2 separate regions of the Homo sapiens genome follow, and region 1 is linked to region 2. The links are chromatin loops, found by intact Hi-C in ENCODE. Cell type or tissue: Caco-2. All regions are shown on one strand. Each heading gives the region's core, and the rest is flanking DNA. Links, peaks and the distances in the headings are about the cores only.

Region 1 (11,024 bases), core at 2,488-7,487, 130 kb after region 2:
TGCATTGTCACTTTCTCTGAGTGCTGCCTGGTGGCTCTCCTGAGGGGCCATCCTTTTACCAGCAGTGCCCAAGCATTTCCGTGGGGGAGAAAGTTTCATGGTGGAGCCTGGGCTAAAGCATGGGGTGGCCCTGAAATGAGCCAGAGGAGGACAAGAAGCCTGCCAAGTTCAGCACAAAGGCCCAGGGTTTCTTGGCACAGAGTCCTGGTGGCCTCTGGGTTACCTTACCCAGCAGTGTGATCAGAGATGACCAACACCCTGACCCTGTTCGTTCCTGGGCGTCAGGCTCCAGAGGGCACCTTGAATGGACAAAGCTCAGGTGTTTACTTCTAACAATACTCCTGTCACTCCTCCCAGCCACTTCCCCACCTTTCCTGAGCACGTCCCCCACCCGACACCCCCAAGTCTTTGTATGTATTCATTCCTCTAATTGACAGGTATTTATTGAGCAACTACTAGATGCCAAGTACAGTGTTGTGCTCTGAGATACGATCGTGAATAGGGCTGGCCAGCTCCCCATCCCAGCCTCACCCAGGAGCTTTCAGAAGGCTGAGGTGCTCTCAGGTCTGCACCCCCTCCAGCCTGGGGTGTCAGCAATCCTGGAGAAGGGACACCTAAGCTGAAACCTCAAGGGTGAGTCCAACCTGTTTCTATCAGCTTTGGATAACAGCAACGATTACAATAATGCTGGTCCCTGAACTTACCACGTGCCAGCCACTGCTTCCAGCCCCTCTCCAGTGGGTCCCTGCCCATTCCTGGGCATCAGGAACTGGAGGACAAGCCAGGACCCTCAGCAGCTTCTAAAGCTGTGCATCATCCGCCCTTGCTCTTACTTCTCCCTGACCTCACCTTCCAGCACTTCTGCTGACTCACTTTATTCCAGCCACACTGACATCCTGACAGATCTTTCCAACACAGCAGGCATACTTCTGCTGCAGGGACTTCGTCTGTGCTGTTCTGGTCACCTGGAATATACTTTTCCTCACCTTCCTCAGGTGACTGTTCAAATGTCACCTTCTTGTCATTCTACTTGCCATTATAGTCCTTCTCCCTGCCGGGTCCCACCTGGAAGCACTGCTTTATTTTTCTCCTTCCCACTGAGCACCATCCCCCATTTCCTGTATTTTATATTTTCATCTTGTCCGTTTGTCTGTCTCTTGTTTGTCTGTCTCTCCCTATGATATGGTTTGGCTCATCTTGAACTGTAGCTCCCACAATTCCTATGTGTTGTGGGAGGGACCCAGTGGGAGGTGATTGAATCATGGGGGCGGGTCTTTCCTGTGCTGTTCTTGTGATAGTAATTAAGTCTCGTGAGATGTGATGGTTTTACCAAGGGGCGTTCCCTGCACATGCTCTCTTGCCCACCACCATGTAAAAAGTCCTTTTGCTTTTCCTTCATCTTCCGCCATGATTGTGAGGCCTCCCTAGTCATGTGGAACTGTGAGTCCATTAAACCTCTTTCCTTTATAAATTACCCAGTCTTGGGTATGTCTTTATTAGCAGCATGAGGATGGACTAATACACCCCATTAGAAAGTAAATTCCTTGAGGGCTGGGATTCATCTGCCATGTTCAGTGCTGTACTCCCAGCATTTGCAACCAAGCCTGGCACATAGTAAGTGCTCAAGAAATATGTGTTGGATTGGCTGGGCATGGTGGCTCACAGCTATAATCCCAACATTGGGAGGCCAAGGCAGCGAATTGCTTGAGCTCAGGAGTTCAAGACCAGTCTGGGCAACATGGTGAAACCCCATCTCTACAAAAAATACAAAAATTAGCCAGGCATGGTGGTGCACACACCTGTAGTCCCAGCTACTCAGGAGGCTGAGGTGAGAAGATCCCTTTAGTCCGGGAGGTGGAGGTTGTAGTGAGATCACGCCACTGAACTCCAGCCTGGGTGACAGAGCCAGACCCTATCTAAAACAAACAAACAAACAAACAAACAAAACTGTTGCATTATTGAACTGCATATACTCCTCCCAAAAGCCCTACGAGTTTGATCAAAACCACCTGGAGAGCCTGTGAAAACAGATTCTGAATCAGTGAGGCTGGGGCTGGGTTCGAGATTCTGTGGTTCTACAAGTTCTCAGGGGATGCTGATGCTCCTGGCCCTAGGCCACACTCTGAGCAGCAAGGACTTAGTGGCTGTGACCACCGTCCGCTTTACAGATAGTGAAATAGCCCACACAGGTTAATGACATTGCTAAAGGCACTGGCTTTAAGGAACGAGGATGAGTTTGAAGTCTGTCAGGCTCCCACAGCTGATGTTGATGACAGTGACCACCCTACTGTATTGCAGACTCCAAGGCTGAAGCATCCTTCAGGTGCTTGCAAAACTGAACTCTCTCTAAGTTTTCCAAGAGAGAAGATCATGGATACCAACTCAGGGGCTCTGTGACCAACTTTGGAGGCCTGTCCTGCAGTGCAGCTCCCAGTCTGACCACAGATCCTAGGACCTCAAACTGTCTTCCTCCATGTGCCCTCCACGTCTCTCTTGTGCTGGGATTTGCGTGTGTGTTGGGAACCATTCAGAATGCTTTCTTGGCATGTTGACAATGAAGGGAGCTCTCTCTGGGCCAAAGCTTGCACTGGGTGAGTGGGAGCTGGTAAACTTGATAAGCCAATTGGGAGGAAATTTGCAGCATCATCTCATTAGAAGGTCAAGGGCATGCTCTCACGCTTACCTGCCCCCAGAGCTCTAGAGGAAAGCCCAGAGAGGAGGGCAGAGGTGGTCATTTTATCCAGAGCCTTCTAATTCCTTGGTTCCATCTGAACTCAATATCGCAGAGATGGACTCTTGGACACGCTCTCATATTGCCTCTCAGCTCTTTACCAGGGGCTAATTACAGAGGCTGCTATTCCCAAATCTAACTAACCTTGCCCACGATCAAAGCACAGTCTCTCTCTCCCCAGGCTGATCTATATAACGGCGACCTTGCTGCCCCAGCTCAGTGCAGCCGCCAAGCTCATGGCCATCTCCGCATCTCCATTTCCTCGGTACTGACTGCCCTCTGAGCTGTGCCCCCGCCCGAGAACCCACTCCTAGTTCTGGTTTCTCTCACAAGCAGCCCCATAAAGGCTGGTGAGGCCACATCTGGAAGGCTTGAGAGGCTGTCATAAACTCCATGTTTACCAGGGCTGGGCAGGTAACGTCAATGAGGAAGAGGAGTCGATGGGAGGGGGTACCTGAAAAGGCCTCGAAGGCTGCAAAGCTCTTCCCAAGTGGTTAAAAGTGATCCTGAGAGAAGAAGGCAAGCCCCGTGTGGCCAGGGAGCCCCCACCATTTTTTGTTTGTTTGTTTTGCTTTGTTTTCCAGCAAAGCCAAAATTTTAGAATTTTTTGCATTAACTCTCCCAATGGTTAAAGGTTGCAAACTAATTTGAAAGGATTTTTAAGCACTGCACAGACCACGAGGCATGTGTGATGGCCTAATTCAACCAACAGGGCCACCGGTTTGCAGTCTCACCTTAGAAAACTGAGGACAGAGTAAATGTGCATGAATGGGGGTCTCTATCAGCCAGGATCTGAGGAAGATATGGGGACACAGCTAAACAGAGTCACTGGAAGGGATTTTCTATTTACAAAGTATGGGCAGGGTGGAGGAAAGCCATGGGGACGGTGCCTCTGACACAGAGGTGCTCCTGGAATGACAGCCACGTGGAGGGGGCCACCTCACAGAGCCATGACTTGGGCTGAGGGAGGCAGCCATCACAGGTAGCTCTGCAGGCCAGGGACAGGGAATAAATTTCTACTTTGCATCGTATCTCCTCCCATCCTGCTAAAGGTCACTATCGGCCAAACGCAACCAGAGCACACCCACCCATGGGAGCCTGTTGGTGGAGCCCATGCAGGTGAGCCTCTTGGGCAGAAAGCAGGGTGGGGAAAAGTGAGGAGGTGGAAGGAAGGCATTGGCACAAGACCCCATGCCATGGTCACACCTGGCAGTGACCACGCCATCAAGTCTACCACTCTTGGCCAAATGAATGGAGGCCTCCATGTCCGTGTCACCTCTCAGCATTTCATATCATTTACTCTCATCTAACCATCACGTTCTTGTCCTCTAGACAATGCTGTGTCTTCCTGGCCATAGCCTTGGATCTTTTTGACCTGCATTTTGATTTTTAAAGGATATAGAAATAGAAATGAGGCTTGATGTCTGATATCCTGAGTTAGAATGTTGGCTCTGCGTGTGATGCTAGGTGAATCAGTTAGCCTCTCTGAGCCTCAATTTCCACTTCTGCAACAAGAATAGGGAAGGATAGTGATTTGTCCCTTGTAAGGTTGCTAAAGGCTTAGAGATGAGGGTCATATAGTACTGGTACAATGCCTGGTACTTTACAGACACGGAGCCATAACCTTGGGCCGAGGGTTGTAAAATAATAGCATATGTTGATGATGTATGTTGATGCTATTATTTTTAATGCTGTTCCTAATTATCCTCCTTATCTGCTCCAATTTATATCTTGGTTAATACCATCTCTCTTTAACCCAGACTCCCACTTGGCTCCCCCTAGTGGTCAGGTTGCTTCTCTTCCAGTGTGCTCTGGAGTCCTTTCTCCCTGGAATGCTGGCCTAAACTAGAGGGCAGGTGCACGCCAGCCCACCCAGCTGCACTCTGACCTCACTTTCAAGACAAAACTATCTTCCTAGCAATTACTCACTTTGCTAATCTGACACTGATTCCCTGGGCTCCCACTTGCATAAATCTCCCTGATTTTGACCCAAATAAGGAATCTGAAATCCAGTAGAGTATTGGGCATGATGTTTCTTCTGTGTTATTTATTATTGTGAAAAATTGGAAACAACCTCAATGTAGGAGAATAGGGGATGGGCTGAGTAGATGAAAGGATGCCCTGATGGCAGATAATGCAGCTGTTAGAGATATTTATGAAGTGTTTAGAGTGATGTAGAAAATGAGTACAATATAATTATGCAGGATTAAAATTATTTTCACAGGTATGATTGGAGCTGCGTATAGGAAAGTTGCCTCTGTGCACATTACACATGTATAAATTCAGCTATATTCGTTTTTAAAAAGAAACAAGAGAGAAAAAAAATCACTTAAACAGTGCAGGCAGTTCCTCTAGTTTAATGACTATTTGTCACTTGTTGAGTGTGAAGTGGGTGGTGTGAATCTGGAGGCCTTCACGGAGTCCTACCTCTCCTGAGAGCATCTCTTTCTGCCAAACAACTCTGGTGTTTCGAGACATGTAATTTCCATGCTACATACCTCCCAAATGCAAACCAACTACTCTATGTACAGACAAAACCATTCAAGAGCAATATAAGAGGTTTTCATGGGCATTTTTGCAGCTTTCTCCATAGGCATTTATCTTTATAGCCTAACCCAGTGTATGGGGAACTCCACTGTAGAAATAAAAACGGAAGCCTATATATAGAAAAAGATAAGAAGCAAATGCACCAAATACTACCAAAGGCTGAATATGAAGAAGTGGGAGTGATTTTTTTTCTGCCCTCTTCTTCTAGTCATTGAATTTTTTATTGAGCATCTACTATGTTCCAGATGCTATTTTATTCACTGAAGATAAAACAGTGAATTATAAAATGCAAAACGAATTGGCAGGTGGAGACAGATGATGAACATCTAACTAAGTGAAATATACATCAGGCTGGGGTTGATGTGTGCTTAGGAGAACAAAATCAAGCCAGGCAGGAGACAGGAAGTGCCAGGTTGCAGGTGCAGGTGTGGGTGGGGAAGGCCTTACTGAGAAAAAGATGCTCGAGCAAAGATTGGGAGGAGAGGAGAGAGTGAGAATGTTTGGGGGAAGAAGGTTTCAGGCAAGGGGAACAGCAAATGAAGGGTGCACAGAAAACAGCTAGGGGCCGTTGTGGCTGGAGCAGAGCCAGGGGCAGTGGCCGGCTGTGCTTTCTCTAGTGAGAGTCTGTCACTTGTATAATGGAAGTCAAAGCTTTTTATTATCTTTACAGGAAAATAAAATGGGGGGTGAAAGGGAAAAATCATCTTTTTTTCTCGCCTACGCGAAGCTGACAGTTTTCCTCTCTTTGCCCAGTTTCGCATCTGCACAAGGCTGGCCTCCTGCAGGCAACCCTTCAAGGCTGCCCTTTCCTGGGTCATCGTATGTTCAGCGTGAGAGATGCCATTCCAAAGGTTCAGAGCCGTGTGGCCTGTGGACTTGGGGGTGGGGGACACACCCCCTCCTTCCCTCAACCTCCCTCCCACCGCCTGCTGCCAAGGGCCGCCAAGAGAAATGTGGGCAAACCACACGGACCACCCCAGGCCTCCCAAGGGCACTTGGGGGTGATGCCAGCCCCAGGAAGGAGTCCTCAATAAAGATCCAAGGTGCTAACAAGAAGATGTCAATCCATTAACTCCACTTGAAGGGAAGAAAAAAAATGTCAATTACTGGTAATGTGAAACAAAAGAGTGGGAAATCGCAAATGACAGTCTTTTTAAGACGGCCCTAGGGCCACTTCCAGCTGACCCTGTGCATTAACCAAGCAGGGAGATTTTTTTCCTTGGCTGCTCCCTCCTGCGTCCCTAATAGCATAAAATAAAAAGATTTTAGATAAGATTTCATTCTGTGAATCAATTGGCAAACCACACTGGGCTTCACGGGGCATTCTGGTCTCAATCTAATGGAAATTATTATTTTTTAAAACGGGAATATCAATACTAAATTGGATCCTATAGCAGACAGCATATACAAAGGTTTTATATCAGCTGGCTTCTCTGGCTTCCACGGAGCTTTGCTTAACCCAGTACCTGCCAGCATCCCAGGGAAAGGATGAGAGAATGCGGTGGGAGAAAAATATCCCAAATCCTTGTTGTGACAGAATAGCCAGAAAGTTCTGGCCCCTCGCTGGTTTTCCTGGTTTTCCACGTTGGTCTTTGTTCTGTTCCTCAGATACCAAGCTCACCCCAGGACCTCTGTGCCTGCAGCTACTTGTGCCTGGAATGCTTCCCTTCATTTCCCTGCTCTTGGCTTTCCCCTCTGCAGAGGACAACTCTCCAGTTAAAAATCACTTGCTCAGGGAAGGTGGGTTTGACCTCAACCCTGTCCTGTTATTCACGCTGCCAGCATCCTTCGCAACCCATTGCAACTGTAATTACATATTAATTTATTTCATGTTTCTGCTACTTCTGCATAGATAGGGGGACATCCATGTATTAGTTCATTGCAATGTCCACTTTGGCGGCGGCCAGTTTTTCTAATCAGGAATGCGTTCTCTGGAGGTGATTGTCAAAAAGATCACGCTCCAGAGGTGGCATCTTCAATGGCACCACTAGCTTTATGCCAGGTCAACCCCAGAGGCTTCACTAACTGGCCCAAGGAACTTTCGACATAAGTGGTCACGGGCGGAAGTCAGGACTGATGCTTGGCAAAGTGGACGTGAGACATGCGTCGTTTTCAGTGGCAGCAGTGCTTTCCAAGATAAGTGGATGGGGGAATGTGTCAGAGCTGCTCCCGGCCCTTGCAGGAGCCGCAGGGTTTAAGAATCTAGGGCTGCACCGTCTCATGTGTAGCCACAAGTCACACTGTGGTTATCTTGACTTCAATTTCAATTAACTAAAATTCAATGGATACTTCAGCTCCTCAGTCACACTAGCGGCATTTCAAGGGCTCCATTGGCACATGTGGCTGGTGACTACCACATGGCACAGCACAGAGTAGAACATTCCATTACCATAGAGAGTGCTATTGGCCAGAGTTGCTCTAGGGGATGGCACCCTGGGTTTGATCCCTAAAAGGCCCAAGTCCTGACCACCATGGATGCTGGACAAATTCTACTGCTGCAATACTGTGGCCTTTGCCCCAGGGAGCCTCTTAAGCAAAGCATTTTCTGAGTCTCAGTTGGGCCTGAGATCTGGCAGTCCAGGAGCTTCCAGACTGGCTTGTGGAGCTGTTTTCCTCTGCTTGTTAATAAATTGTGGTTGGATGTGGTCTGAGAGGTGCCTTCATCAAAACCTGGATGCCAGCTACCAGCTGCTCCATTTATTCTTGTAGTTATTTAACAAATATTTATTGAGCATCTACTATGTGCCAGATGCCTTTTTGAGTGTCGGGACACAGCAGAGCACAATGCAGACAAGTCCTTGCTCTCATGCAGATTGCATTTTGTGGTACGGGTGGGTGGGACAGACACCCTGGAAACAAACTAATTAGATGTTGTCGGAGAGCAATAAACATTATGAAGAAAATCAGGCAGCGTGCCAGGATAGAGGGCAGCTTGGCGGGGGAGGAGTGAGCACTTGATGGAACAGAGGGGCCATCCACAGCAAAATCACTGTCCATGATGCTGGAATTCCAGCATTCCAAGGTTCTCTACTATCCTTAGATTCCCAGATCTCCAGATGTCTACACTGGAAGAAAGTTCCACTGGAAGTAGAAGCTCCTTTGCCTGGCTCTTCTACTAACTTCCCATGTGACCTTAGCAAGGTCATTGGCCCAGCTTGGGTCTCCCTCCATTTCCCCATGTGTAAATTGCAGGCTTTGGACCTGCTGATTTTCAAACTGTGAGCTGTGACCCCTTAAGTGACTTATGAAGTCAAGTTGAAAAGTGGCAACTGTCATTTTTTAAAGGAAAGGAAATAGAACCAACAGAAAATAACAGAGTACATTGCACGGAGGAAGGTATGGTTTCCTGTAACTTTCACGTGTGTGTGTACGTGGTGTGCACAGGTACTGGGTCGCTATGTCAACTGTATTTCTTCTTGTGAGCTGCTGTCAAAAGATCGGAAAGCTCTGCTCTGGATCACCTTCTGTGCCTTCTGATTTGAACGTACTCCGAATCTATTGTTGTTAACCCGTGGGACCAGACAATTTAACAACATACTCACGAACAGAGTGGAAATTGAATCAGGGAGTGTGCTCTGAGCAGACATCACTTACATTTTTATTATTCCCAATATGCAAAAATCACATTAAGGCTACATTTAAAAACCTGTAATATTGCATGGAGGCCTGGTATTTCCTGGGGATCTGTTCTGACACTTCCACTCACCATGGTCTGAAACTCCAAAATCCCACCTTGAGAGCGCAACCTCTCCATCTCCCTTCACTCCCGTTCTCTCTCTCCATGGGTTCTTCTTATTGTTCCCATTCATTCATTCGTTCATTCACTCATTCATTGAGCATCTATTTCTTGAGTGCCTGCTATGGGCCAAACACTATTTTGGGTGCTGGGAACAAAGTGAGGAGACCCCATTCTCATGGAGCTCATGGTTGGGTGGGTGAGGGGCATGTTTGATGGGGGGTGAGACAGACGAACAAGAGGGCAAATTGGTGACAACTTTCAGTGGTGATGGAAGCCATGAAATAAACAGGAAGATGGAAGAGAGGATGCTGAGAGAGCAGCCGGCTTAGCCGTTAACCCTGGGCTTTCTCAGAGTGACTTGAGGACAGACGCTATAAGCTGCTTGCTGTGTCTGGCACCCATGGGCCCTCTCTAAGTGCATGCTAGACCAGGTAGACCTTGGGACCCCAGAGGACCTCAACATGAGGCTCAGGCACATGGTTCCCAGCACTGAAATTCCACATTCCTGCACCCAGATAAATGGTTAGACCCATTTGAGAAAGAGCCCAGTGGTCCCTACTAATCAATAAACCAAGGAGTTGGCCCTTCTGGCCTCAACACTCAAAGAAGGCTCTGCCCAAAGGTACTGAGAACCAGAATATCTCTGCGGATAGAGTCTCTGGGGCTTGTGAAAGCCCAGATCGCAGGGTCCACCCCAGCACCTATGGTTCCCTGTCTTTCCGTGTACCACATCCTTGGGGTGTTCCAACCTGCCTTTCCAGCAAGGTGCTGGTGTGTGCGGAAGCTGCTGGTCTGAGAATCACATAGCAATGCTGACCTGGAGGCTGGTTGGTTGGAGGCAGGGCCTGACACGGAGGGCAGGAGACAGAGCCTGGCAGGCCTAGCAGCAGTGCAGTCCAGATATCTTGACCACTTTTGCTGGGTCTCTTGTCTCCCAGGAGCTTCTTGGTCACTTACTATGAACCAAATGCTCAGCGAGGGCTGGGGGTCCTTGCCTTCGGGAGCCACTGGAGTTTAAGCCAGTGCTGGGGAGTTTGACACACAGGGCTGCTGAGACTGTCTCATGGAGGACTAGTGTCCCCGGTGGCTCAGCATGGCCTCATCTCTCCAGTGGGGCTCAGCTTCCAGCAGGCACCAGCACCCCTAGGAAAGTGGGACCCCGAGCGTCCTGGGGAATTGCCTTTGGAGCTGGGTCCTTTCACAGACAGCCGCCATCTGTCGGGAAGGAGGGAGCTGGGTCGCGGGAGAGTGTGGTATATGGTTGTTAAAATTGATCACTAAGCCTGAAAGATTGAGTTCAAATCCCAATCTCCTCACTTCCTGGTTGTATGACCTTTTGAAGTTCACTTAACCTCTGTGAGCCTCAGTTTCCTCATCTGTAACGCTGGGAAACAATAGCCAGTATTTTCAGTGTTAGCCATCCTTTTATGGGTCATTGACTGTGCCAGGCTCTGGTGTTGGGCACACAGCAGGGAACAAAACAGACCAACAGGCTGCTCTTGGGAGACTGCTTTCTAGTAGGGGAGAGAGGACTTTTTTTTTAATAAGAAGAATAAATTATATGGCATATTCAAAGGAGATAAGTGCTACGAATATGGGAAACGTTAGAGAATGAGCAGCCCAGTTTCTTCAACAAACACACTGCAAGGAGAAAAACAGAAGAAGGGGGAACCCATAGATTTAAAAAGACCTAAGGAACAGCTCAGCTGTCATAAACAACCTCGTTTAGATCCTAGTTTGAACAAATGAAGGCGAAAATGAATTGAGAGAATGAGGGACATCTGAACGTGGACTGGAATTCTGGTAACACTAAGGAATGACTGGTAATGTTTGAAGTCAGGATAATGGTATTGAGGTTACGCTGGAAGAAAATCCTGATTTTGGTGACATTCACAAAATGTAAACAGATGAAATGAGGTGGTGCCCAGATCTGTTTCAAAACCATCCAGTGGGGAGGAAATCAGTGAAGCCAGATGGACCGTACACGGGGCTGGGGGGTGAGTGTGT
Region 2 (11,024 bases), core at 3,486-8,485:
TGACTCTGTATTTCAGGAAGCTGCCAATCAATAGAGATTTAAAGGTGAGTACTTATACCTTGCATCTTAAATGCTAGAAAACATAGTGGGAACAAAAAATTGTTTTGGAAACCATGAATACCTTAACCACAAAGTGACTATAGGAAGGGAATGGGAGGTGAAGAAACTGACCAGAAGGAACATTTTCATTTCATTTTATTTTCAGCTTCTGACTTCCGCATATCCGAATACCAGGTAGGAAACATCTGCTTTGGAGTAAGAGAAGGCCCCAGTACCTGCTTTTTCTCCGGAACCGTGAGAGGGAGCCATGGGGAGGAGACCAGAATTTCAGCCTTCCTATCTCCCTTTACCACAAGGACGCCTTGAGGACCCAAGTCAAATTGAGATCTTTCAACCACGGGCTCGGAAACCCGCTTTCTGTGTCCACTTCAACCAAACACGTCTAACAGGCAGGAATTTAGAGGTGGCCAAGGTAACGAGAACTAGTGGTTTTCACCCTGTTTGGTGACCTTCATAGGGCTTATTTATGCACTTCAAGCGCATGACCTAATACATGTTGGTTTGGCTTCTCTTCTCGTAATAGCAGCCTGTAAAAAGCTTTTGAGAATTCCCCGTGTTTTCTCATTTTGGGTCAAGAAAATAAAATCGATATCTAAGTAACCTTAAAAAAATGGCCTGCACAATCTAAAAATTTGGAATGTTTCCACTAGGACTAAGGATATCTCTGAAAGCCTCAAAGATCATCAAAATGAAGTCCAACATTTGCTGTTTTTAAGGTGAGATATTTGGTAACGGAGTATGAGAGAACTGGCTAAGGGGGCTTTTTGACATAAGTCAAACAATGACATTTAAAACTCACGTAAAAGCAATTACTGTGTGGAATTTTTCTGTGTTTTTCTCATTTCTTAAACAGAAGTGTATATGTTTTCAGCATAGCTTCTTGCTGTAATTTTCTTTCTTGACAAACCCACATCTTACCATGAAACCCAAAGTATGCATGCTGCAGAAACAATAATGGTTGAAACAGACCCGGCTGTCTCTGGCATGATTTTTCTTTACAAAATTAAAATGTCTTTTGGCTAATACACGTGTATTTCAGTTATGAAAGGCCATTCTTGGGAGATGAATAGAAAAGAAAGGGGAACTGACAGATTTAGCTGACGCGAGACAAAAGTAAGTTGCCATATACAGTAGTCAAACCCTCCAGTTCCTCATTCTTTGGGGAAAAATATGTTGATTTTATCATTTTTCCTTTAGTTACATTAGCAGAGAGTTGACAATTCTCCTCTGAATGACTGCAAGTAGATACGTTCGTATCTATTACATCTGGGAACACAGACTTTTAAAAAATGTAACTTTACTAGATACTCAAAAGGAAAAAAGAAGAAGAAAGTGCAATGCCATTGAAATTACACACATTTTCATGTTACTGACACAACACTATTGATACCAAATGACAAAAGAGTTTCTAACCTCTATTACATACTTTGTTCATTTTTAAAGATGTTTAAATTGGCATTGCGGCGCGTCTAAGTTCCTGTTTTAGATTTCTGCATATATCTGAAGGCAGAGGCAGACTTTTCAAAAATGCACGAGCAGGCACAACTGTGTTCTGACTACTATCATCCAAAGGCGATGACAGCGCTGACGAAGCCCCTGGATCCTGCCAAAGTTTGTCCCAAAGACGAGTCTCTCAGCCCCCACTGACCCGCAGCCTGCTGGTTCCAGATTCAGGCAACCAGTGGCCTCCCTTAACGTTCAAAGAGGCAAAGATAAATCATTCCAGCTACCTGACTCTCGGCACCACCTGTTCCAAATTATTCTTTGCTCTCCAAATGTTTAAAATCTAACCCGAAACAACACCCACCCATAGCGATCCAGCACCTTCCGGTAAACTTGACTTGGGCTGCGCCTACCGTAATGTTTTAGGGCCTCTCCACTGCCGGTAAATTTATTGACTCTTTTTAGGACCTGAAATGCGTAGTGTTAGTATCGAAGGAATAAATCAAATTAGCCCTTAAATAAACCGTCATTTTCCTTTACAGAACCATACCCAACCGGTTAAGGGTCATGGCTCACAGAGGTTTGTATTTGTGTTCCTGAATATTTAATATGATTTTGTTTCCCCATTTCAAACGACAGTGGCAAAAAACGTCAGGGCAGGTTCAGAAAATAACTGTGTTCTGTGCATTTAAAACCATCCAAATTCAGCATCTTCCTCCAAAGGAAATGATAGCAGAAATGTTTTGAGCCAAAGCTTGTATTGCACATGGATAAGGCATACTTTGCAGAGAAGCAAAAGCGTAGATTTCATTTTCACTCAGTCTGGCCCTGTGTCGGTCATTTGACCTGCGACTCAGTTTCCTTGTTAACAAAGTTGAAATAATGATAATAATACTCAAGGGGTTGCGGCAAGAATCCACTTTAAAAATACACGTGAAGAGCTGACTGCAGGCCTGGTATACCAGTTCTCAATAAACAGCAGCTATTTTCATCATTACTATTAAACAGAAGGGTATAATTTGCAAGTCAGAGAAATGACAAAGGAACTCAATAGGATGAAAATGAACAAAAAGAAATATGCACTAAAAATGAATGTATAAGCCTGTGGCTTCCTTCATGCCTTTTCCTCTAAATACACCTGGCAGGTACCTTAAAACTGATTTTAAATCACACGCCGTAAAGAACAAGGTCTTGCCCCTCTGATTCATTTACAATAACACAAGTGGGTCTGCAGCCTCAGTTACTGTCACTTCAAGTATTTACCACCTGACGGAGGGGGTGTTTATCCTCCTCCGACTAGAAAAGGGTGTTAGTCAAACACCATTAGGCCAGTTACGATCTTCAAACAGTGAAAACGAAGCATTGTCTCCAGCGAATTCTCTGCTAATTGTTTTCTTACCAGAATCTTCTTTTTGTTTTGTATGTTTAGGACTGTTTGAACTGCCACAAATGATAGTGGGGAGAAGTGGGCCATTCAGGAAGCTGTTATGACATTGGGGGATGGAGATCAGGGAAGAGGGTTGGGAGTGAGTGAAGAATTGTGGTGTGTGTGTGTGTGTGTGTGTGTGTGTGTTTTCTGTCAACAGGCTGTGTTTTCTTAACTCTGGGATTAATTCTTTGTAAAGAGATTCCTTTTGAGCACAGTCTACCAACTCCTTTTTCAGAACAGTTAGCTAAAAAAAACAAAAACAAAAACAACCAAAAAAAAAAAAAACCAACACAAAAACCCAAAAAACCCGGTTCCTTCCACCAACAAAACCCAGTCTTAGTCAGAAAGTCCAGCCTTTGGAGGTAACAGACTAACCAACTCCTTCACCCTCACAAACCTCACAGATAAGGGGAACCACATCATTAGGCGAATTCTCCCTTTATCAAAAGTCTCTGGGGGAGCAGGTTCTCCTCTCTCCCAAGGAATTTATGTCAGGCCAGGCAGTCTTTCTTTTCATTTTGTGCCCAGGTGGGAAGCAGTTAAGTTTTTTACACTGCCCCGCACGTGACACCAATCCTTCTCCCCAAGCCTTTGCACACACACACACAGCATACACCTAAGACCTGAAGACACTGCCTAATACTTATAATTGATTCTCCCCCAAGCATCTTTGTATGAAGGAGGCCTGCCCAGCAAAGACAAAACTCTACCCCAGTCGCAACTTCCACTCCTCCGCTCTGCGATCATGTGCGTGGATACTTAGGAAAGGCATGTGTCTAAAGAAGGCACCTCCACTCCCTTCATTTTCTCCTGACAGCCACAGGCTCTCTTCTCTCTCTGCCCAGAAAGGCATCTGTCATAAGCGGCTGGGAACCTCACTTATTCACCATTACGGCCTGCGATTTTATTATACAAGGAGTTTACTGCTGGCCTAATTAGTTTCAAACTGGGCATTCCAGCTGAGGACACCTAAAAAACATCTGGTGGAAGGAGAGAGAATGAGTCCTCGCTCTGAGCTGGTTACGGTTGGATTTCTGCATAACTCTGCTCTCTTGCGCCCGATGCAAGTTGTCTTTGGAAAAGTAACTGAAAAAATAAGGAAACGGTTTCTTCTTTGTGGGAAAGGAGTCATCTTGTCACGGAGGATCCAACAACGTCTTAAAGTGGACGTGCTTGGACTGTGTATATTTTTTCACAAACGGCTGGGGTCTCCATAGCTTGCTCACCCTAATTCAAAATGTACTTAGCTACACCACAGAGCCTTTTTGCTGAGGGCTTTTCCATTCTCCCAACAGCAGCTAGCATTTTATCAATTTATCCATCTGGAACAAGGTTTGCAATCTCTTACACGCAATTTAAAGCAGAAGTAATACCACATATTTGAAACAGCGTGTCTTGGGCGTTTTTGCCAAATGGTAATCCTATAACAAGTCAACAAATCATACCTCTTTATGATGTGTTTAATGCAAAACAAAAGACATGAAAAGAAGATTCTAAAACTTACGTGATGAAAACTTTTTAAAAAAATCCTAAAGTATTGAGATACACATCTTTTTATTTTATTTTATATTTCCTTTAGTTTTTCTGATATTGGGGAAGTGATTTGTGTGTTTATAGAGTATTCTCATACACATGGTCACAACACCAGGTGAGCTATTTTAAGACAGAAAAGAAAAATGCCAATTCCTTTCAGATAAAATAGTGAATGATATTGTGAAGCTGAAGTTACAAGAGAATGGGGACATATAAACTGCTTTAAAGTAAAAAAAAGTTCAGGCTCTTTTGCATCTAACCACATTGGTCTTTTCACAATGGCAAAAGTTAAGAGTTTGCTACGAAGGCAAGGAGATTTTTTTTAATACAAACACAATTTAATGCTTAGTCAAAAGCAAGATTCAAACCACTATCATTTGTTATTTGTTATATAAATTATAGAAGAACTTACCCAAGTGTGAGAGTGTCTAAATGCAAAGATATGTAAAGGATGAAGGGGCTTAAGGTGATGAAGAAAGACAAGTGGAAAAAATGAACATTTATTTATCGAGTAAAATTGTGAAAGATTCTTTCACAAAGATTATTTTGAAAAAGAGGTTCTCTCCTCCCACTCTTTCTTTGTGTACCTCTTTTTTTTTTTGTAAGCAGGATGGTTACATGTGTATGTTAGTTGCTAACAAATGGGTCATAGTCTGGTAAGGTGCTTACTAGTTCTGTATCTATTATGGTCACAGACATTTCACTCAATCAAGAAACGGCTCATGAAATTAATAGATTCGGTTTGAAATACAATTGTCCACTGGTTATAATTTCCTTTGTAAGGGATCTCCCTAACTCAAACATAATTCAGTGCTCAAATTCTTACATGATGTTTGTAAATCATCCTCCTGCCCCTCCGCCCTCGCTAACAGCTAGATTCCAATGTTCAGCTCTTCCACTGCACCTCGTAATTAAAAGGTACCTCTTACCGGGGTGATTTATACCTCCACGTTATATTTTAAAAAGTAATTGAAGATTACATAGCATTTCGGGGAAGGGGAAAGAAAAGAAAAGGGTATCCATAAAAACGCAGCATCGGTCTTGCTTTTTAAAAAGAATTCAGACCGCGGCAGGGTGCACGCTGTCAACTCTCAGCCTCGGCTTCGGGGAAGCAGGAACCTCGCACTGCAAAAGGCGCTTCCAGTTCAACAGCTGAGAAAAGCGCACTGAGTCTTTTGCGATAGGAGTACGTTCACCAGTCACGCTTTCCTAGTATTCCTTGAGCTTATAAACTATTTATTGCTGGGGGGGAGGCAGGCAGGAATATATTGAAGGAGCCTGGGCCAGCACGGCCGTTTAACCTCCAGACTTCATGACTAAAAAACAATTCCATTTCCCACTTTCTCCCATTACAACGAAATCCTTGCCGCCTTCTAAACACCCTTCGGATGTAAACTTTTCTAAGTTTCAACTCTACCCGCAGCAGGCGCCAGGATTCCCTGCCCCGGTTCAAAGCCCCAGACCTGAACCAGAGCGGGCCGAGCGCAAACGGACTTTTGAAAAGAAATATATCAATAGCTAGAAGGCAAAGTCTCAGCGGGCCGTTCCAGCCCCAAGCCGGGATTCCAGCGGTTGGCTCTGCTTCTTGGTTATCCCATAAACACTACCTGAGGGCTTGAGTTTGCGGACTGGGGGAGCGCCCCTTATCGCGAACCGCCGGGACCATAATCGAACAAAACGCCAAGGACCCAGCCGCGTCTACACCGCCTGCGCGCCATGCACTTGTCCCGCGCGCGGGAGAGCAAACTTCAGGGTCGTTGCCCCAAAGCGCATGGGGAAACTGGGGCCCCGAGCCTGGGAGAGCCTTTCCAGAGGGGGGCTCTGCTGCTGTCCCCTCTGCCCTTGTGCCTTCCTGGCCCTGGGAGGCCCGTGCGCCCCAGAACGTCCCGACAGCTGCGGAGGCCCCGCTTGGCGAGTGCCAGAAAGAGGCGCAGGGCGAGGGGGTCCCGGTGAACAACTCCCCCCGCCCGGCGAATCCCGGCGGGCGGCCTGGGGTGGGCGCCGCTGGCGGTACTCACCGCGCGCAGTGGAGAGGGCGCCCCGACGCGGTGCGGGCGGGCGGGCGGGCCGGTGCGGGTCCGACGAGGCCGGGCTGACTGCGGCGGGCACGTTGCTGTCTCTGCCGTTGCCGCTGCCTCCGCCTCCTGGGCTGCCGCGGCTGCTGCCTGCGCCGGGAGGACCGGCCCCTTCTCCTCCCTGGGCCGGGCCCTCCCTCTGCCCCCGCCCGGGTCCCCGCGCCGCTGCGTGGGCGCGTGGGGGCGCCGAGGCGCGACGCTGGGCTACGCGGGCGCACACACCCGGCGGCTGGACGCAGGGCGCGGGGCTCTGGCCCAGCACGTGCCGCCGCGCCGCTTCCTGAGCCTGCAGCCGAGCAGAGCGCGCTCACTCTCGCCGGTCCTGGAGGCCAGGGCCCAGCCTCCTCCCCACCCACCGACACCCCGCACCTCCTCCCTCCCCGGGGCAGCACATCCTCCCTGCAACCCAGGCATGACCCCTGTGAAAGGAACGACGGCTCGGAGAGGACCTCAATAGTGACACTAACATTCGTTCACTCAACCACCCATTCATTCATTCAAAATATATTGAGCATCTACTGTGCCAGGTACCACTCCTGAGAGACTCAGCTAGAACAAGACAGACTAGTTTTCTGCCCTCCCGGAACTTGCATTCACATGGAGAGGCAAACCATAAACAAATAACCAAGTAAAGAAGCAAGACAGTTTCAGAAAGTTAGAGTTACAGGGAGAAAAATAATATATGTATCTGCTGTTGGGGAGTGGAGGAGAGGCGGTAATTTTAGCTAGAGCAGTCAGGGAAGACCTCTCTGAGGAGGTGACATCTGAATTATGAGGAAGTGCCATTGGTGTGGTATTTAGGTGAGAACGGTTCAGGGGTCTCCCCTATGTTTCACCCATTTTACAGCTAAGGAAACTGAGGTCTCAAGAGCTTAACTGGTTTAGTGAAAGTGAGAGGTATAGCCCCCTCCACCTACATGCCCAAATCAAGGCACCCCACTTACTCCATCCTCTCATAGCCACCCCCCTTTTAGTCTCCCTGGCAATGAACTGTGTTAATTGGAGTCTATGCAGCCTTTCCTAGCCCGTCACCCACTCTCTAATGTCTATGAATTCCACCGTGGGACACCCAGGATGCTTCAATCCAAAAGCAATATCAACCACTGTCATTTCTTAAGTGCAGTAAAAGACAGGGCACCCAGGTGAATTTGAATTTCAGAGAAACGAGGAATCAGTTGCAGTATATGTCTTATGCGATTGGTTGTACGTACTTATATTTAAAAAGTATTTCTTTTGTCTCCGAAATTCCAATGTAACCGGGGGTCCTATATTTTTATTTGCAACCTTAAGCTCATCCAATGCCCAACTCTTCCTTATCTCATGTAATCCCCAAGAGAGACCCCAAGGTAGCTGCTGTCAGCACACTCATTTCACAAATGAGCAGGTCCAAGCTCAAAGAAGGCAGAAAGTGGCTGAGCCAGGAATGAAATTCAGGCCTGGCTGACTCCAAAGCCGTTGCTCTTGAGCCGTAACAGTCTTCAATTCCAGTTGTAAGTTTACAGGAGCTGATGAAGGTTAAGTTCTTGGGCCCCTGACTTGCTTGGACCCCTTTCTAAGGGGACTTAGAAAAGTGTTCAGATGGTGGCTTGTTGATGTAAAGTTTACAAAAGTCCTTTGCTTTGGACATTTGGCTGCAGGCCGTAGACACCGCTGTCTTTCCACTCCGATTCCCCACCCCCAACTTGCCCTTGAGTAGGGTGGTGTCAGGTGGCTGCTGGCATTTTGGAGGAAAGTTGAGTTGGGAATTTTGTGATGTTTGTGGTAATTTTCAGCTTCTTAAAATTTGAATTTGTTGTGATTTCTTTTCTTAATTTAAAGAAATAATCATTTTCTTATCTAATCTTGGACTCATAATTTTGTACTCTTTTTCTTGAATAGGGGCTGCAAATTATACATGTATCAGGCCTCACCATTCCCAGACCCACCTCTGGTCATAGCTTACTCCGCTTTCTACTCCCCAAACTTCAGACAGAAGCAAATGTATTCAGTAAACATGGTTGTTCTCTTCTCTGGGCCTGCCGCAGTAGGCTTGGAGATGGCTCTGCTTCTGTCTTCTAGAGGCAGAATGTACATATGTACTTGGCCTTGATTTTCTCATCACTAAAGTGAAAATAACAGTACTCATCTTATACTATTATTGTGAAAATTCATGGAGCTCATGCTCATAAAACACTTTCTACTATGACTGCAGCTGGCACTAGCAATTGCTCAACAAATATTATTACTGTACACACAGCTTCACTTCCCATAGTATCTTTGCTAAGTGCTCCAAGTCATTATAAATTGAGCATCTTAATGACCTTCAGAGGTGTTTAATTTGTCTTGGCCTGTGAACCTTAATTTTTTTTTCCTAAAGGAATAGACTGGAATAGGAAATATCAAGTGAATTGTATGCAGTAAGAATATATATACATACCTATACATATATAGTTACATATATACATATGATCCCCTATATATAGTTAAATGTATACATATGGTCCCCAATTTATGATGGTTTCACTTAATGATTTTTTTGACTTTATGACGATGTGAAAGTGATGTGTATTCAGTAGAAACCACAATTGAGATACCCATACAACCATTCTATTTTTCACTTTCAGCAAAATATTTGATAAATTTCATGAGATATTCAAAACTGTATTATAAAATAGGCTTTGTATTAGATGATTTTGCCCAACTGCGAGGTAATGCAAGTGTTCTGAGTGCATTTAAGGTAGGTTAGGCTGAGCTATGATGTTCAGTAGGTTAGGCGTATTAAATGCATTTTGAACTTAGGATATTTTCAATTTACAATGGAGAGATATATATGTATATATGTATACGTATATCATATATACGTATACATACATACATATATATATACACACATGTATCTGTATCTATATCTATATCCATATCTATATCTATATCTTTGGTCAGGATGTGAAATGTTTCTTCCTGTGGCTCATGGGGAAAAATCTTGAACACTTGTTAACCAAAGGTACCCTATAGAATGCAAAGGGTTAATCTATTTCCTTCATACCATTTTATTCCTTCCCCAGAATCTGGCCCATTATTTCATAAATTACAGACACACCCCAACGACCCTGAGAGATAAGCAGGAGGCAGGTGCTTATTAATTTTATTTTTCCTTCTCTTAGCGCTGTGATTCTCAACTCTGGGTGCACAGAATCTCCAGGGAGAGCTTTTAAAAATCTCCATGCTGAGTCCCCATCCTAGACCAATTAAACCAGACTCTGGGGTGGAACTGTGGCATCTGCCTTTTTTTTTTTTTTTTTTTTTTTGAGAAGGAGCCTTACTCTGTCGCCCAGGCTGGAGTGCAATGGTGTGATCTTGGCTCACTGCAACCTTCACCTCCTGGATTCAAGCAATTCTCCTGCCTCAGCCTCCCAAGTAGCTGGGATTACAGGCATGTGCCACCACGCCCAGCTAAGTTTTGTATTTTTAGTGGAGACAAGGTTTCTTCATGTTGGCCAGGCTGCTCTTGAACTCCTGACCTCAGGTGACCCACCCATCTTGGCCTCCCAAAGTGCTAGGATTACAGGCGTGAGCCACTGTGCTTGGCCGGCATCATCCTTTTTTAAAGCTCCCTAGGTGATTCCAATATACAGCAGAGGAAGAGAATCCCTATCTTTGGGAGAGTGAGACCTTGACCACAGAGTCACAGCAGATGAGCAGAAGCTGATAGGACTTAAGCCCCCAATGCTAATTCAAGACCCTGAAAATTCAGCCACCTTCCTATGTAGAAGCACCCCCTTTCTGTCTCTTTCTTCCCTTGCTATCTCTTTGTTAAGTATTTGTCCTCATTTGATAACAACCAGCAAAATGATCCCAAACAAAATTTGAAAGTGCTAAGCCATACAGCAGATTCTTTGTGGTGTAGTCCACAGTCATGCCTACCTTGGAGTAAAACACATTTCCCCCACTCCAGTCTTCCAAGTAAATGCCCTCTAAAGCCAGAAAAACACATTAATTTTGAAAACTATGAACCTCACAATATATCCAATGTATGTATATTCATTGTAGGATATGTATATACATATCCTACAAACACACATGTGAATTCTACAAATCATGCCTTTTTTCTAAACATATTCCTTTCCCACCTGCAAAGGTCACCTCTACAGAAAAAGCATTCAATTTTTTAAAATACATTCACTTAAACCTTGGCTCTTTCCAAAAAGGATTTGAGGCAACATATAAAACCATATATATGGCAGCAGAATAAAGAAAACAAGAAAAGCAGACAACAGGGAAACAGGAAAGAAAACAAAAGAAAGTCAAGGTAAGGTTTGCACACAAAATGTGAGCTAGAAGGTCCTGGACACTTGTCAGTGGAGAACTGAGAATTAGATGCTGAGCTTCCAGGCAGCCACTGCAAGGACAGAAATGTGATCAGTTACATCAGTGGCTTTCAAACTTTCCTTTGTTTAAAATCTAGTATGTATAGAAGTTCAGTATGGAAAAAGGAGGTGAGGGTT

What was found. Peaks named below come from ENCODE experiments on the same cell type or tissue, not always from the same donor. Only the 100,000 strongest peaks of a DNase experiment are listed, where the experiment ranks them.
Region 1: a loop joins it to region 2, with 2.2 times the contacts of the local background. A loop is called at or near these places in 3 of 110 quality-filtered maps.

Annotation. Positions count from the first base shown.
Region 1 is chr20:46,760,832-46,771,855 of GRCh38, reverse strand. LOC124904919 (a long non-coding RNA gene) reads left to right here and starts at 486. Exons shown (of 2, transcript XR_007067617.1): 1 at 486-633; 2 at 6,032-6,553. In Caco-2, for the core only: CTCF peaks have their summits at 4,266 and 4,493 (motif pointing left); a DNase peak (open chromatin) is centred at 4,515.
Region 2 is chr20:46,890,447-46,901,470 of GRCh38, reverse strand. EYA2 (EYA transcriptional coactivator and phosphatase 2) reads right to left here and starts at 6,628. Exons shown (of 16, transcript NM_005244.5): 1 at 6,484-6,628. EYA2-AS1 (EYA2 antisense RNA 1) reads left to right here. Exons shown (of 2, transcript NR_183876.1): 1 at 1-44; 2 at 206-1,083. RefSeq lists an enhancer at 1-899. In Caco-2, for the core only: no CTCF peak of the experiment used is centred there; DNase peaks (open chromatin) are centred at 6,023 and 6,912; H3K4me3 peaks cover 215 bases; H3K27me3 peaks cover 961 bases.